Linked DNA regions of Homo sapiens: region 2 is linked to region 1. The links are chromatin loops, found by intact Hi-C in ENCODE. Cell type or tissue: dorsolateral prefrontal cortex. All regions are shown on one strand.

Region 1 (8,000 bases):
CAATAACTGATAGAGCAGACCTAGAAGAGCTGCATCATAAACTGGCAATGAGAAAAATGGAGAAACAACCAGATTTATCTCACAAAGCTTCCAAAAGGTTGGGGAGTGGCAGCAGAATGAGGTACCTATGCAAATGAGCTAATCAAAGGATAGGGCAGGGGACAGTGTAAAAGACTCAAAGATTCCTTCCTTGACTTCAAACAGCTCAATGACTATCTCTTATCATCCCAGCAGAAGACTAGAGGTTGATTCTTTAGAGAAGGGGTAATAAACAGCATCTGGACTGGGGACACCAAACATGAAGGAATGAGCTCAAAGTAGTTGTCTTTGGGAAGCAGAAAATTAGATTGGAGGAGGTACAGGAGACTGAAGTCTTTTTTACTAAGAATTTTTGGAGAACCATTTGATTTTTTACATTACATGCACATCTCATCTGGATTTAAAAAATTTTCTTCACGCTATTACGATCTTTTTGACTTGTGATTCCTAATGTTTAACACATATGCTATTTCACCCAGCTTTGTGAAACTGCTAATGTAACAGGAAATGATCAATAGCTTTATCTAAACTGTAATAAAAATATTGCATAAAACAAAGCTGAGGCTAGACTCCTAGAACATATTACTAGAAATCATCTTTCTTCATGCTGACATCAAATCACTTATCAGCATTTCTCAACTCATTCAGCCACTTACAAATCACTTTCTCATATCACAATTAAGTCCTCATTTTTCCATGTTATACATTAAAAATATGAAGTATATTTTGAAATTATGATTAAATGAAAAAACAGAGATATAAATTCAGAAGGCTTATAAGGTACAGGCCACTTATCCATTGGCCAATGAGGTTTAATAGTGATAAAAACATTGATTTAACTAAATAATGTGATCCAAAATACAAAATAACAAAGTTAGTAAAGGATAAATTTGATAATATGCTAATTTCATGATTATTGGATTTTCTTTCATCATTCAATCTAATCTATTTCTAAAAGAATAGGTGCAAATTTTCATGCTAAATGAGAAAAATCAAATTTGAAATAATTTTTCTTTAAAATAATCTGAGTTTCTAAAAACATTCCATTTAAAGTAAGTGTATAAAATTTCTTAATTTTAGATAATGGGAAAGCATACCATTTCTTTTCTATTTTAAAATTAAAATATTACGCCTTGAAATAGATCTGAATTCCATGGATGAAACTGTTTTAATTCAGGGGTGAATTCATTTATGTAGTTAAGTCGCTTTTCCCCTAATTTTTAATCAGAATTAAGAGTATGAACGAGAAAATGTTCCTATGGCAGTACCTTTGATTAAACCGAATTGCTGATGTTCATGTATACAAAGAAATGACATCTGAGAAACCAATCTTTTTCATAATATTAAATTCACAGAGTATCTTAAGTGCAGAACTACACAAAAGAAATGAAATCTCAACTTACCTCTACAATAAACGCTTTCCTCTCAGATTCACTTTCTATTTGTTTAATAGCAACATCTTTTGCTCTCCACTTAGCTTTGCAAACAACTCCAAAGGCTCCTCTTCCAACAACCTGAGTTAAACAAACAAACAAAAAACAAACAAAAAACACCACAAGAATCGGAATCAAATAGATCAGCCCAATATAAAAAACTAAAGTCAATCTTTAAGACTTTAAATTAAAAAAAAAAAAAACATGGAAATCAACAGTATCTGGATTTGCCACTGAACAAGTATGAATTTTTGTTAAAGTGAGAAGATAATTAAATGCATGCTTGTCTCTATCTTTGAAAGTTTATGATCTGTACACCCTTTCATTCTCAAGTAAAACCAAAAAAGACACATGGAGGAACAAAGTAAAGTGATTTGTTAAATGGAGAAAAAAAAACTAAAACAGACAAGATGAATGAGAAGACAGAAGATGATATGGAAAAACAAAAAGCAGGAACATATAATAAATATTTTCAGCTATCATATTTAAGAAATTAAAAATAGCCTTTGAATAATTCAACAGGGATAGGGAATGGAGGAGAAACGATATAAATATAGATGTTAAAAGACCGGCTATGAAGGACAGACAAAATATAGTATTATTTATTCCATGGAATTTTATTCCGCAAGAAAAACTATTGATATATGTTACTTACGATATGAACTCCAAAAACATTATGCTAAGTCAAAGAAGTCAGACACCAGAGACCACATATTGTATGATTCCATTTATACAAAATGTTCAGAAAAGGCAAATCTATAGATAGATACCTGGGTCCGAGGGTGAAAATTAGAATTAACAGTAAATGAGTAGCTGGTATCCTGACAAAGTGATGAAATTATTAAAAAAAAAAAACCAAAAACCTAATTTATGGTGGTGGCTGACAACCTGGTAAATTTGCAAAACCCACCAAATTGTACACTTCAAATGGGTGAATTTTATGATGTGTAAAATAGATCTCATTACAGTTATTTTTCAAAAGTCATAAAAATAAAGATCAGACATGTATCATACTATTGTTGAAGCCAACTGATGAATACTGCATGGGTTCATTGCTCTCTCATGGAGTCCTATTTTTACAAATATTTGACATTTTTCATAATATAAAAAAAGAAAACAAAAATAGCTTTTGATACTTGTTAGAATAAAATCATTAGATTTTATCATTGTGAAAGGACCTTAGTTAAGCACCACCTACTCCAATCTCTCAGCTTCCAATGAACCTAAGCACTTTGTATCAAGGCCTTTTTCTTTAGCAAAAAATCTGCATCTCTTAACCATATTTATATGTACTTTCTATGCAGCAGGCACTTAACTAATGCTTTATATACATTACCTCATTTACACAGGCCTAGAGGAAGGTACTAATGCTGTCCTCATTTTACAGTTGAAGTGCCTAGCTTTAAAGAAGTAAAACTTGCCCAAGGCTATATAGCTAGCAAGTGTTAAAGTGCAGTCTGATGCCAGGTAGTCTAACACGGGAATGTTACCAGTCCTAATTTGTAACATATATAAAGCCCCATGTCGGGAAGTAGAAGTTAGTATCTTCCCTTGGAGGAACTTTTACTTTAGACTTACATGAACAAATTCCTGGCACAAAACTCTTCTATAACAAAGTTGACTATAACTAGGTTGATCAAATGAGTTATTATCTAACTGAGGGCACTTTGGAGATCAAAAAAAGGGCATTAATAATAATAATATTAGGACACTAGTTGTAAACTGCGATGTGTATGACCACTCTAGCCATAGCTTAAATTCCACTTCATGTATCAATAAGGCAGAATGAACATTTACCATGTTGTTCAATGTCTAAAGCTACTCAAATGGTTAACATTTATTGAATGTTTACTATGTGCCAGGTACTATTCTATGTGCTTCTCATACATTAACACATTTAATCCTCTTCCATTTAAAAGGGAGGCAAATGGAGTCACATGGTTGTAACTTGCCCAAGATTGGATGGTCAGAAAATATTCAGAGAAGCCAGAATTTGAAGCCTAGAGCACCTAATGATGAACATACTCTATATTCAGCTTCTGTTCATCAGTGGCTTAAAGGAAATGGGGCTGCCTCTAGGCAAAATTTCAAAGTAGGCCAACTTCTCTGGTAGCTAGTCTTTGTTTTGTTGACTTCCCATTTCACTCGTCCTAGCCCTGGGCACTCAGTGTTCTGTGGTTTAGGTTCTTGTTCTCCTTCACAATTCTCATCAGACATTTGTACTTGCCATTCAGTTACTTTATTGTGAATAGAGGGTACTGGCTACCTGGTACCATTAGAATAAATGAAAGAGCACACCCAGGCTCTGAAATCCAACAGACTTGAGTTTGAATGTAGGGCTCTGTCTACCTATTATCTCTTAATGGTGGACAAGTTTGAGTTTCTGTTTTCTCAGCAGTAAAATAGAAGTGCTGACATTTTCCTTCATGAATATCTACAGGATTCGTAAGTTAAAACCAGGTATTTCCTCAAATACTACAAAGAACAGTAAGTGCTTGGAATTGGGTATGAATCAGTGTAAAGGGCTGTAGTACTCATTTCTTTTCTTTCTTTTTTCTTTTGGGTAGAGATGGGATCCCACTATGTTGCCCAGGTTGGTCCTGAATCCCTGAACTCAAGTAATCGCCCTGCCTCAGCCTCCCAAAGTGCTGGGATTACAGGTGTGAGCCACTGCACCTGACCTGTAGTACTCACTTCTCTTGCAATTAACTAAGATGAATAGCAAGCAGGTCCTAAAAAAATTTCAACTTTGTGGCAACATTAGTTTAAGAACACAGGCATGGAGACCAGACTTTACCTATTGATATTACTATTAAATACGAAATGATTATGAAGTAATTTATTCTTCAACCATGTATTTATAAATACATCACAGCAACTGGTACTTACTAGGAATCCCCTTCTTTCATTTCTTCCATTTTGAGGAACGTCCATGCAGGGATTCCAAACATTATCTATATTTGTGAATCACATGTTTGTCATAAAAATTCATTTGACTATTTGTAATTCACAAGTGCCACCTAGTGATGAGAGTAGAGCTGATTCTGAGCTTTCAACTTAAAGCCATGGGAACAAAATGTGGTCAAATGAGGACATGAAAAACTTTCTCCTTTTTGCTCAAGAAAGCAATTTTCTAGAACACCCTGAAATACAAAACAGGCACATTCCTGTAAGATGAGCCCATGGGCTTAAGAAGCCTCCATTCTTATTAGGGCCACGAGATATTTCACATGCACAGTGAAATGACAGGATCTAAAGTTATAATAAAGAAAGGTGAAGATGTCCAAGGTTGTACTGACCTGAAATACAGGATAGAAATAATAACTGCTGTGAATTCAAAGGAGTGAGATTATAAGCACAGTCAATACTTAAAGAATTAAGTTTGTGTGTATCAAAAATGACTTCCCATTTTTAAAAATAGCATAAAGGTAGATACACTGGGGATGAGAAGAAAAAATATATATAAAGAATGGACCCCTGCCTTCATGGAATGAAAGTGCGGTAGAGAAGAAATTTAAGACTAAATAATAGTACTTAAAAACTTTTAAACACTTACCAGCTGAAGAGAGCCAAAGGTAAGGGCTAATGATGAAGGCTAATAAACTCCTCCCTCCCCCTTTTCAGGATAGGGTTAGGGTAGGGATTCAACAGCAAAAAAGACTCATACCCTTCTCTTCTCACTTAGATCCCTAAGAGCAGGCATCCTCACAGCATGTGCTCTGCAAACACCAGAAGCTTCAAAGGAGTAAGGATTGTGGCAAGGAAGACAGACCAAGGGAGGCCCTAACCCGGGTTCCCTCAGCCCCAGTAGAACACGTAAGGGATAAAGAAAAGCTCTTGTGAAGCAAAAAGCAAGCTAACTGAGAAGTAAGGAGTCTTCTGATTGCAGGAAGGAGGCTGCGGTAGGGCAGAGTGTTGGGACCTACATTAGAGGTCTGTGGGATGGTAGCTAGCTCAAATACTTAATGAAGAACACAGCTGGGTTTCAGAGGATTAATGAAAGCCAAGGGGAAGGCCTGGTCAGCAAGCAGGGAGAACTGGGTTAGGTCTTCTGCCTTCAAAGGATGCAAGTGAGGCTTGATGTTGAAAGAATAATGAACTTCGTTTGTTTACTCCTTAAACCAATATTTCTTTAGTGTGTACTACATCCAGCTACTGTTTGGGACATCAGAAATACAGAAAGAAATAAGACAAAGGCTCTGATCTACACAAATGTACTTTCTAGCGTATGTGAAGGGAGGGGAGGAGAAAAGAAAATCGATATACAAACAAAAGATGAGTAAGAAAAAAATCAGACTTTAAAAAAATGCCACATAGAACAACGACAACAACAAAAAATAGGATGCTATGACCAAGAGACTAGTGGCAGCTCCAGGCTGGGCAGTTTGAAAAGGCCATATAAAGAGGTTACGAATCTGACATTTGGATGACACAAGGCACCAATCCCAGCACTTTGGGAGGCTGAGGCAGGCGGATCACGAGGTCAGGAGATTGAGACCATCCTGGCTAACACGGTGAAACCCCATCTCTACTAAAAATACAAAAAATTAACGGGGCGTGGTGGCAGGCACCTGTAATCCCAGCTACTGGGGAGGCTGAGGCAGGAGAATGGCGTGAACCTGAGAGGCCGAGGTTGCAGTGAGCCGAGATCGCGCCACTGAACTCCAGCCTGGGCAACAGAGCTAGACTCTGTCACACACACACACACACACACACACACACACACACACACACACACACACACAGAAGAAACAACTAATATAAAGCTTTGCCCTAAGGGAAAAGAAAAACCTCACTACCTTATTTACTCCAATATGTGAGCCCAATCTAAGGGCTATGCGCTATTTTAGGCACTGATGATACAAGAGTGAACAAACCAAATCAAAATCCTTGTTCTCATTGTTTATATTCTTGTGGAAAAAGACAAATAAAAAGGAAGGGAGTTGTGTGCTAAGAAGAAAAGGAGTATAATTGTGTGTGTATACACACATGTATGCACTCTGCCTCACTCCAATTTTAGACAAGGTAATCACTCAAGGCCTCACTGAGAAAGGTGACATTTTAGTGATGATTTAGAGAAATACTTGGGAGTGTTTGGTGTGGCTGGTGTATAGTGGAGGAAGGGAAGAGTGATTGTAAGGTAAGGCTGGAGGGACAGGCAGAGGTTGGATCCTGAACGGCTCTACCTACCATAAAAAGGAGTTTGAATTTCAGTCTAAGTGCAATGTGAAGGAACTGAAAAAATTCAAGGAAGTAAGGATGGTATGTGACATTAAACAAAATCATTATAGCTCTTAAAGAAAGGATTGTAGGGAAGCTAGGATATGTAAATAGAGACCCATTAGGAAGCCATTACAGCAGTCCAAACAAGCAACAATAGCTACGAGGGCAAGGTCAATGGTAGTGCAGAAACTGGGCAGATCTGGGAAATGTTTTAGAAGTAGAGTCAATAGGGTTTGCTGATGCTCTGCATCCAGGCAGGACAGGTGTAGAGGAAAAGAGCTGAATCAAGGAAAACACCTAGACTGGACAACAGTTTACTGAGGGATAAGAATGATGCAGATTTTTTTTTAATAACTCAGAGTTTGGTTTTAGTCATATGAAGTTTAAGATGCCTACTGGATATCCAAGAGGAGATATCAAGTAAGAAGGTAGAAACGTGAGTGAGAGGATCTATGGAGAAGTCAGACAAAGAGATACAAACTTGGGAGTCATTAGCATGTAGTCAGTTTTTCTAGTCAATCAGTTGGAAGAGGTAACCAAAAATAATATGGAGATAGTGGAGTAGAGGAACTGAGCTTTGAAGCAGTTCAACATTTAGATCACAAGAGAGGAGAAGGAATGGGCAAGGAACAGGAAGGAACAGTCAATATGGTAGCAGGCAAACTAGGAGAGAGTCAGAGAAGCCAAAAGAAAAAGACGTTCCAGAAGGAAAGCAGATATAAGGACAGTGAAAGCATATGCCAGTGGCTCTAAAAGTGTGGTCTCCGGTTCAGCAGTATCAACATCACCTGGATATTTATTAGAAATATAAATTCTCAGGGTGCAACCCAGAATTATAGAGTCTGACGGTAAGGCCAAGCAATCCATGTTTTACCAAGCCCTCCAGGTAGTTTCAATGTTTGAAAATCACTGCATTCAAGGCTAATCCATTAACAACAGATAATAAGGCAAGATATTTCAGTGGAAGCCATCACACAGACCAGAGAGCTCTCCCTTGCTGTTTATATTATTTGTGGAAGCTTTCCACAGCACCCATATGTCATCTTGGGCAGGAGAAAGGGAAAAGGAAAATCCTTATGGGGGAAGACTGAATTTTGAAATAACCGAATTAATCTTGAAATTTCTGAGTACAAAGATACATAAAAGAGGTAAGTATTACATGGAAATTATCCTTGTTGTGGCAAGATTAAATGCTTTTCTCTACTGAGTTGAAAAGAGGAATGACTCATAATTAAACAGTAGTTTATAGAAAAATAGTTACATTTCTTAACTTTTAAAAACAAGTAAGAAATACCGGCAGGAGGA
Region 2 (8,000 bases), 630 kb before region 1:
ATGAGTTTCTGTTATTTGGTGGCAGAAAGGTGGAGCTGAAGGAGGTTGAGTTGGTTGTCTTCAAAGCTACAGTCAGGAGCCAGAGGTCACCTGGATTTACTTTCTGTAGTTTATGGTTGCTTATCAAGGAGAAGGGGCGGGGGCACATAGCTCTGAGTATGGGGGAGCCTGGGAGACGGGAGTTTGTTTTCTGTGACAAAACACTCTCAGGCACAGGGATGGCGATGACAGCCACCTTGAGGCAGAACTGCAAAAGAAAGGACCCTGGGCCTGCAAAGAATGTCAGGAGATCATCTCCTGAGCAATGGCCCCTCTGCAGGTAGGCGTCCTATCTCTATTCCATTCTCTTCTGCCAGGAGGCAGGAGAAAGCAGTGGTACAAGACACGATTTGGAATCAGACACCTGGGTTTGCATTCAAGTTCTACCAAGTACTGGGAAGTTTTCCAGCCCTTCTGCAGTTCCCTCCTCTGTAAATGGGGATAAAGGAGTGCCTGAGTCATAGCGTTCATGTGAGGATTAAATGGGATCATCCATAAAAACAGTTTAGAAGAATACCTGGACCATAGATGCTCATAATCAACATCAGTTATTTATTCATTTTTTTTTGAGACAGGGTTTCACTCTATCACCCAGGCTGGAATGCAGTGGCGTGATCTCCACTCACTGCAACCTTCACTTCCCCTGCTCAAGTGATTATCCTGCCTCAGCCTCCCGAATAGCTGGGACTACAGGCACGTGCTGCCATGCCCGGCTAATTTTTTGTATCTTTAGTAGAGACAGGGTTTCTCCATGTTGGTCAGGCTGGTTTCAAACTCCTGACCTCAAGTGATCCACCCGCCTTGGCCTTTCAAAGTGCTAGGATTACAGGCGTGAGCCACCACATCTGGCCAACATCAGTTATTTTCACATGTTGGATGGAAAATAAAAAATAACTACCTCTATATGAATAATGACTGAAGGATATAAAATATTGACACACTATTACACACCTGCGCGCATGCATGCGCGTGCAGACACACAAACACACACACACACACGCACAGATGTAAAGCTATTATTTCTGTTGAGAAACTTCTTAAAAAATAAACCCAAACTTCCGCAAAGGGTGACCCTTCTGTCTACTTTTCCAACTTTCATTGCTGTTACTTTACATTAGTCCTGGTCACTTCAGGTTGCTGATCACAATGGATGGGTCAACTCACCAATTTGCGGATTTCACATTCTAAATTCTGAATACAGTCCAGTTTCCTTTTGCGGCAGCGCTGGGCCGCGATGCGGTTCTTGCTGCGCCGTCGGACATCATGAATAAACTCTAACTGTTCTGAGGTTAGCTTGTGCATTTTAATCATCATCTGGAAATCGTTCCTTGGAAGATCTGTGATTTGATCTACAGGAAAAGGAAGTTTTACCTGAAACCAAGAATAACAGAAAATGATTATGGCAGCTGGATTTTAATTCTGGCAGGCGGAACATCAAAAATGATAAAACCTCCTTTTTATGATGACCAAGTAATATGGAAACTACTGAAAGCAAGCAGTGATTACTTATTTCCTGTTTAAAGACAGATAAGATGTAATAATACCTGGATAATCAAACAGAATAAGAACACATATATTGCAATGTTATTGTCTCTGAGATTTTTGAAGCAAATGACATGAACAATATTGGAAAATGTGTCATTTTTCATTGATGTAGCACTTTTGTAAGAAAGATTCTAGTTAGTTGAAATGTACTTCCATAAGACCTACAGCCTAACTCAATAAAATGACAAGTTATAGGGAGATACCACATAAGGACATATCTAAAGCCCCTGAATGAAGAGAGCCCCATGTATCCTGAAAATGCTGGAGACACAAAAAACCCAGTGTGATTCTTAGTTACAATAGCATATGGGAGATAGGAGGAGATAACTTGGATAGGCTTCACTAGCATATAGTAGGAGTCAAAAGAACCGGGCTTTCATCCTTCTCACCAGACATGAGACCTCAGGCTAGCTACTCCACCTCTCTGAGATTCAATTTCCTCATCTGAAAAATAGGGCATTTTAAAAAAGCCGTACAGTGCTATACAAGTGTTGGGCACTTTGGGAATTTATTTTCCAATTTTACAATGAAATGTTGACATTCCTTTATCAAAAGGTGAGATGCATTTTTCCTGCCTTTTGACCAACAGAATGCAGCAGTAGTAATGGTGTATAGTTTCTGAGGCTAGGTCGAAAATTAGCTGCCATGCCTCGAGGACATTCAAGCAGCTCTGTGGAGAGGCCCATGTGGAGAGGGGCTGATGCCTCTAGTCAACAACCAGCATCACCTTGCCAGTCATGTGAACAAGCCACCCTGGAAAGATTCTCTAGCCCCAGTCAAACCTTCAGTTGAGTGTAGCCCCAGCCAACATCTGACTTCACCTTATGAGAGATCTTCAGCCCAAACTGCTCAGATGGGCAACTCCTGAATTCCTGACTCACATTCACATTTCTCATAGAAACTGTAAGAGGTGTTAAGTGATTACTATTGTTTTAGGTCATTAAGTTTTGGGGTGATTTATTATGCAACAATAGACATTGGATGCAGGTACTTGCCAGCAAAATTCCAAATCTTGACAAATTCCAATTCTTGACAAATCAAGGCAAATAAGCATTATCTAAAGCGAGGACAGCAGTCTCCTGAAGGATGGGTTTGTATCCTTACTATGTTGTTAAATGATTGCTTATATTTCTTTTTTTTTTTTTTTTTTTTTTTTTTGAGACAGGGTCTTGCTCTGTTACTCAGGCTGGAGTGGAGTGTTATGATCACAGCTCACTGTAGCCTTAACCTCCTGGGCTCAAGCAATCCTCTTGCCTTGGCCTCCCAAGTAGCTGGGACAACCCTGCCCAGTTAATTAAATTTTTTTTTTTTTTTTTTTTTTGTAGAGATGAGGTCTTGCGCCACAGAGAAGGGGAAAAAAAGAGATGAAGTCTCACAATGTTGCCCAGGCTGGTTTCAAACTCCTGGGCTCAAGTGATTCTCCCTACTCAGCCTCCCAAAGTGTTGGTATTACAGGTGGGAGCCACTATTCCTGGCCTGAAATATTTCTTTTCTTTTTTCTTTTGAGATGGAGTCTCGGTCTGTCACCCAGGCTGGAGTAGAGTGGCACGATTTTGACTCACGGCAAACTCCACCTCCCTGGTTCAAGCGATTCTCCTGCCTCACCTCCTGAGTAGCTGGGATTGCAGGTGTGCACCACCATGCCCAGCTAATTTTTGTATTTTCAGTAGAGATGCGGTTTTGCCATGTTGGCCAGGCTGGTCTTGAACTCCTGGTCTCAAGTGATCCGCCCGCCTTGGCCTCCCAAAATGCTGGGCTTACAGGGGTGAACCATGGTGCCTGGCCTGAAATATTTCTTAAGAATAGCAACCAGTGAAAAAGACTGCATGAAAGAGCCCCAAGTGCGGAAGGTGAGCAGCAAACCACTACTCTATCTCAAGAGCCTCCTTGGCACCCATGAGGTGACACAGGCTTGCACCTTTGAGCAGTTTGTCACTCCCCTTCCCGAGGCTCTTGGGGATTCAGCAGCTTCTGGGTTCAGTCTGGTCCTGCTTCAGAAGCTCCTGGAATAAAAAGGTTGTGTGCTGCCAGGCTAAGAGACAACGTGTGGGTTAGCTCAGATTGCTTCATTCTTGTTTACATTCACGTCTGCTCCGGATGAGCCAGCAGATGGCACTACAAACCTAAACTTCCTTCAAGCACTAGCCCAGCCCTGTCTAATACAAACAATACGAGCTACATTTGTGATTTTAAATTTTCCAGCAGCTACATTAAAAGAAGTAAAAAGAAACAGGTGAAATGAGTTTGAATACTGTATGTTATTTAACCCAATAGATAAAAATACTTCCAACATATAGCTAATATAATTATTAATGAGATAGTTTACAGTTTTTTTTTTTTTTGTGCTAAACTTTCCAAATCCAAAGCACATTTTATCCTTACAGCACATCATAATTCAGACTAGCCACTTTCAGGGGCTCAACAGCCACGTGCAGCATGAGGCAAATGGACTGGACAGTGCCACTCTAGGAGACAGAATAAATGGACTCAATGAATCCCAGCAGCCAGAAAAACATATGGGTCTGGGCTGAACTGATCAAAATGCTCTTGGGTGAAGAAACCAACCCCTCGATAGTGTTCAGATGCTGCAGGGTTAAGTCTGTGTTCTTCAAGGGAGTGAGGATGAAGACATTTGATCCTGAGCCCAGGTTTCTCTTTGGTTACATCATTTGCAGGCAGACACGAGTCCCGGCTGCCGGCATGTGTGGCTAGTCAATTCCCGTGCACAAAGGCAAATGTACAAAATGATCATTTGACTTTTCTGTGGTTGGGTGCAAGCTCTTTGTCAGGTTCCATCACAGCTCCGAGCTTGTGCAGTGTGGCATTTACTGAAGGTTCCCAGCAGGTGATCTGATTCAACTTCTACCTGGTGAGCTCTGTCCCATGACACCTGTAAAATTTTGGTCCAAGAAAGCAAAATCGCAGTAGGGCCCATGACACCACTGTCGGCTTGGCCCTGCTCCGACTGCTAAAGACAGGCAGCCAGGACAAACAGTTCCTTGTTATGGGCTCGGGAAAGGCCTTTGTGCACGGGGCTGTGTTTGCACAGGGCTTCTAATGATATGAAAGAATGTTTGATTTCCCTCTTATACCCGTTGGATAACAAACACACTCAGATCCTGCACGGTGTCTCCGGAACACAGAGGTCTGTCTGTTGGAGATGTGGATGTTCCAACACAGCAGAGGTGGTGGCGCTTTGGGGGCTTGTGGAGTTTTCCCTCTGATGACAACAAAGCCATTCTGCTTCTGCTCTAAATGTGTTTACTTACTCTCAGAAAGAAGATATCCCTATAGTTCAGGCCACAGGGAAAGTCAAAAGGATGTCTATACCAAGAGCTACTGTATTTAAATCATCCAGACAGTGAATATAAAACACTAGGGGAATAGGAGGGAGAGTTGCCAAGAAAAAGAAAAAAATCACCAATGCTAGTTTCAAAGTCCTTGAGACAAAAAGCCATACAACACTTCAGCAGAGCTGCTGCAACACAATCTGCTTTTTAAAGAGGGTCAGAGGAAAAGGTAATGGGTCAACTATAGACTTTCTCCCAGGTGAAAAAAACCCCAACTCACTCTTGTTTCTCTTTACAAGTCTTGGTTCCCCCTCTAGCAAGGGAGGACTTATGTTCACTGACATGCGGGGGTCTCTGAGGTGTTCTCAGACAGGCACCGGGTCGGGGTGGGTGGGAACTTGACCACATCCAAGTTGTTTCTTGAGTAATAAGTTCCAAGCCAAGAACATCTTGTCTGGAAATAAGGAGTAGCCACTGACTGTTTGGTCCCGTGGAGGACATGCCTCTCCCAGGCTCTCGGCACTCAAAACATTCCTCAAATGGGGCTGAGGAGTCAGAGAAGGCCAACAGACCTTGGAAAGCGGAAACACATCAAGAAGGTTGAGGCCCACCTCTTTTCCTTCTAGATAATTATTCTGAGCCAAACAGGCCCAGTTGGGCTTAACATCTTATTAACTGTCCCTCCACACACTTGCTCCTCCAGGATCTCACTTCCCAGCAGTGGCTTGGTTTCCTAAAGAGTCCCAACAGCCAATGTGATGAGGTGAAGAGTCCTGTGGACTGTCGCCATCCCCACTAGTTATACTCAGCCACCCACACACAGCTCCGGACACACAGGCTGCATATAAGGGGAAGGGCACGAGGGATTCATGGGCGCCACTCTTTAGCCAGGGGTCTACCACTTTGGTTCTCAGTGGAGAATCGGAGAATCAGGGCAGCCACTGAGTCAGCAGGCCAAGGGCCAAACAGGGCACCAGAGGCCTGTGCCACAGTTGGCACAATAAGCTGCTGTTGATTTTATTCAGCCCAGCAAAGTGTTGACTCTTCCCCCTCTGGAACACGACAGGAGCAGCAGGACCGAGGTGGGTTTTTAGCACGGTACCTGCCCTGTCCTGCTAAGCACGGCTATAGGAGGGTTAGTTCTTCTGGAGATTCCAGCTTTACACATTTTTTTTCTTTTAAAGACAGGGTCTCGCTCTGTTGCCTAGGCTGGTCTCAAACTCCTGGCCTCAAGCTATCTTCCTTCCTTGGCCTCCCAAACTGTTGGGATTATAGGAGTGAGCCACCACGCCTGGCTAGGCTCCAGCTCCTGAGCAGTCAGTAAAATGGATAGTCCCTGCAGTGTGTCCAGGGATTCTTAGGTCCAGGTGTGACATCTGGACAGTGCATGGAACCTACATATGTCTCCTTGCATGCTGTCTGCACCAACGAGGCAGAGGGGAGGCTGTAGGCTGGGCCCTGGAATGCCGGTGCTTCCTTCTCACCAAACAGAAATCGGCTGCTTTATTTCTCTTCCCTGCCAACAGCCACGACCATTCTTCAGCCTAAACCATCATCCCCTTCCTCCCAGTTAAAAGGAAACATTGAAAAATTATATAAGTATTATATAATTATAGATTATTCTGTAAGTATTATATAAAAATTACATATTATATAAATATAGCTTTCATAAAATATAAGACAAAAGAAGGGAAAAAAAATTCTCATCCCCAAATGATGACTCTCTTGCTCTGGTAGATTTCCCCGTGATCTTTGTTTTCTCTGCATCTTTTTTAGGAGTTGCAATCAAGTGGTGCTGTATCTATCTCACCCAACAAACATTTCGCTTGCCTAGTGTCTCTGCTTTGCTGGGTGAAGTTTACTGGAAAAGCAGGAAAGTAGCTGCAAATTTTGCAGAAAAAGCCAGAAACAAATATTTCCTGTAGAAATCTCAGTGGAAGACTAGTTTGTTAATATTTTTTCCTACTTCATTTCTTGGTTTTATTACCAGATGTTGATTGAAACCCATGGGAGTAGGGTCACATTAGCATGATACCCTGAGACACTGATGGTGTGGTCAGCTCTCCGAAGTCTTTAACGCCTGTACTCTGAGGAGACCCTCAGATCCCAGGGAGCTGTCGAGGGAGGAAGCAATATGCCCATTGGAGATGATTCCAGTGCTGCTGGAACCAGGACAGCCAGCTCAGTGCTGGGCAGATGGCAATGACAAAATCTCCCCTCCCAGGTGAAGAAATGTTTCTCGCGCAATTGTCCTTCCACGCCCTCTTCTCATGGTCCAGTTTCTAGCACAAATATGGGACACCTGGGATTCAGTTGTGATACGTCAATTAATTAGTTGTGTGATCTCAGGCAAGTCTTCATTCTGTCTGTCCCAAAGTTCTTGGAGGATCTAGGAGTCACAGGGCGATAACGCCTGCCCTACTTAGCTTACAGGGTTGCTATGAAGAATACAACTGGATGACAGGTGGAGAAAGTGCCTGGGAAAGTTTCAACTGCCTGATAGATACAAGGTATTATTATTTCTGTTTATTAGCCCTATCTATCTCTGTCACATGGTTTCGTCTTACAGACATGTGCTTTGGAATTCCAGACACTTACAATGTTCTAGACAACATAAAAACACTGTTTTAATTAGAAATATGGCTGATTTCTATGCTGCCCAGCAAGGTTTCTTTTTATTAAGCAGACCAATTACAGACACTTCTAAAAACTTGCCTGATTCACCAAACCACAAAAATGATTGTGAAAATTTTACATACAACATGTGTCTCAAAGTCAGCATTGGGGTGGGAAGAGTTAGAGTCAGATGGCTCTTCTATTCTGTACCATTTCCATGTTTTCTCTGGACTTTATCTCTCTCTTCCCTTCTCTCTCTCTCTCTCCCGCCCCCTGCCTGCCCCCAACACACTCTCTTACTCTCATACACTTTTATCTCTCTCAGTGTAAAACATGTTAATAAAGCAAGTCCAAAAATCCATACTTTTGACTGTGCAAAGAAACTCTCTGTGGTGCTTCTTTACTAAAATCTACAATTAAGTAGAAATGGTCCAGTTACAAAGCTGTCTTACTAAGAGGCTTACTACTTTGGAAAATGACTGTAATTTTCTATAATTTCCAACATCTAAA

The links. A loop is a pair of places that touch in the nucleus more often than their neighbours do. Peaks named below come from ENCODE experiments on the same cell type or tissue, not always from the same donor. Only the 100,000 strongest peaks of a DNase experiment are listed, where the experiment ranks them.
Region 2: a loop joins it to region 1, with 3 times the contacts of the local background. A loop is called at or near these places in 10 of 110 quality-filtered maps.

Annotation. Positions count from the first base shown.
Region 1 is chr6:90,570,255-90,578,254 of GRCh38, forward strand. MAP3K7 (mitogen-activated protein kinase kinase kinase 7) reads right to left here. Exons shown (of 17, transcript NM_145331.3): 2 at 1,443-1,553. Among named protein-coding and RNA genes, the nearest start is that of MAP3K7, 13 kb to the right of the region's middle. In dorsolateral prefrontal cortex, a CTCF peak has its summit at 4,479 (motif pointing left); no DNase peak of the experiment used is centred here; H3K27ac peaks cover 266 bases.
Region 2 is chr6:89,936,941-89,944,940 of GRCh38, forward strand. BACH2 (BACH transcriptional regulator 2) reads right to left here. Exons shown (of 9, transcript NM_021813.4): 8 at 1,204-1,410. Among named protein-coding and RNA genes, the nearest start is that of GJA10, 46 kb to the left of the region's middle. In dorsolateral prefrontal cortex, CTCF peaks have their summits at 3,695 (motif pointing right), 3,900, 4,712 and 5,045; DNase peaks (open chromatin) are centred at 3,671, 4,332 and 4,651; H3K4me3 peaks cover 1,137 bases; H3K27ac peaks cover 3,229 bases.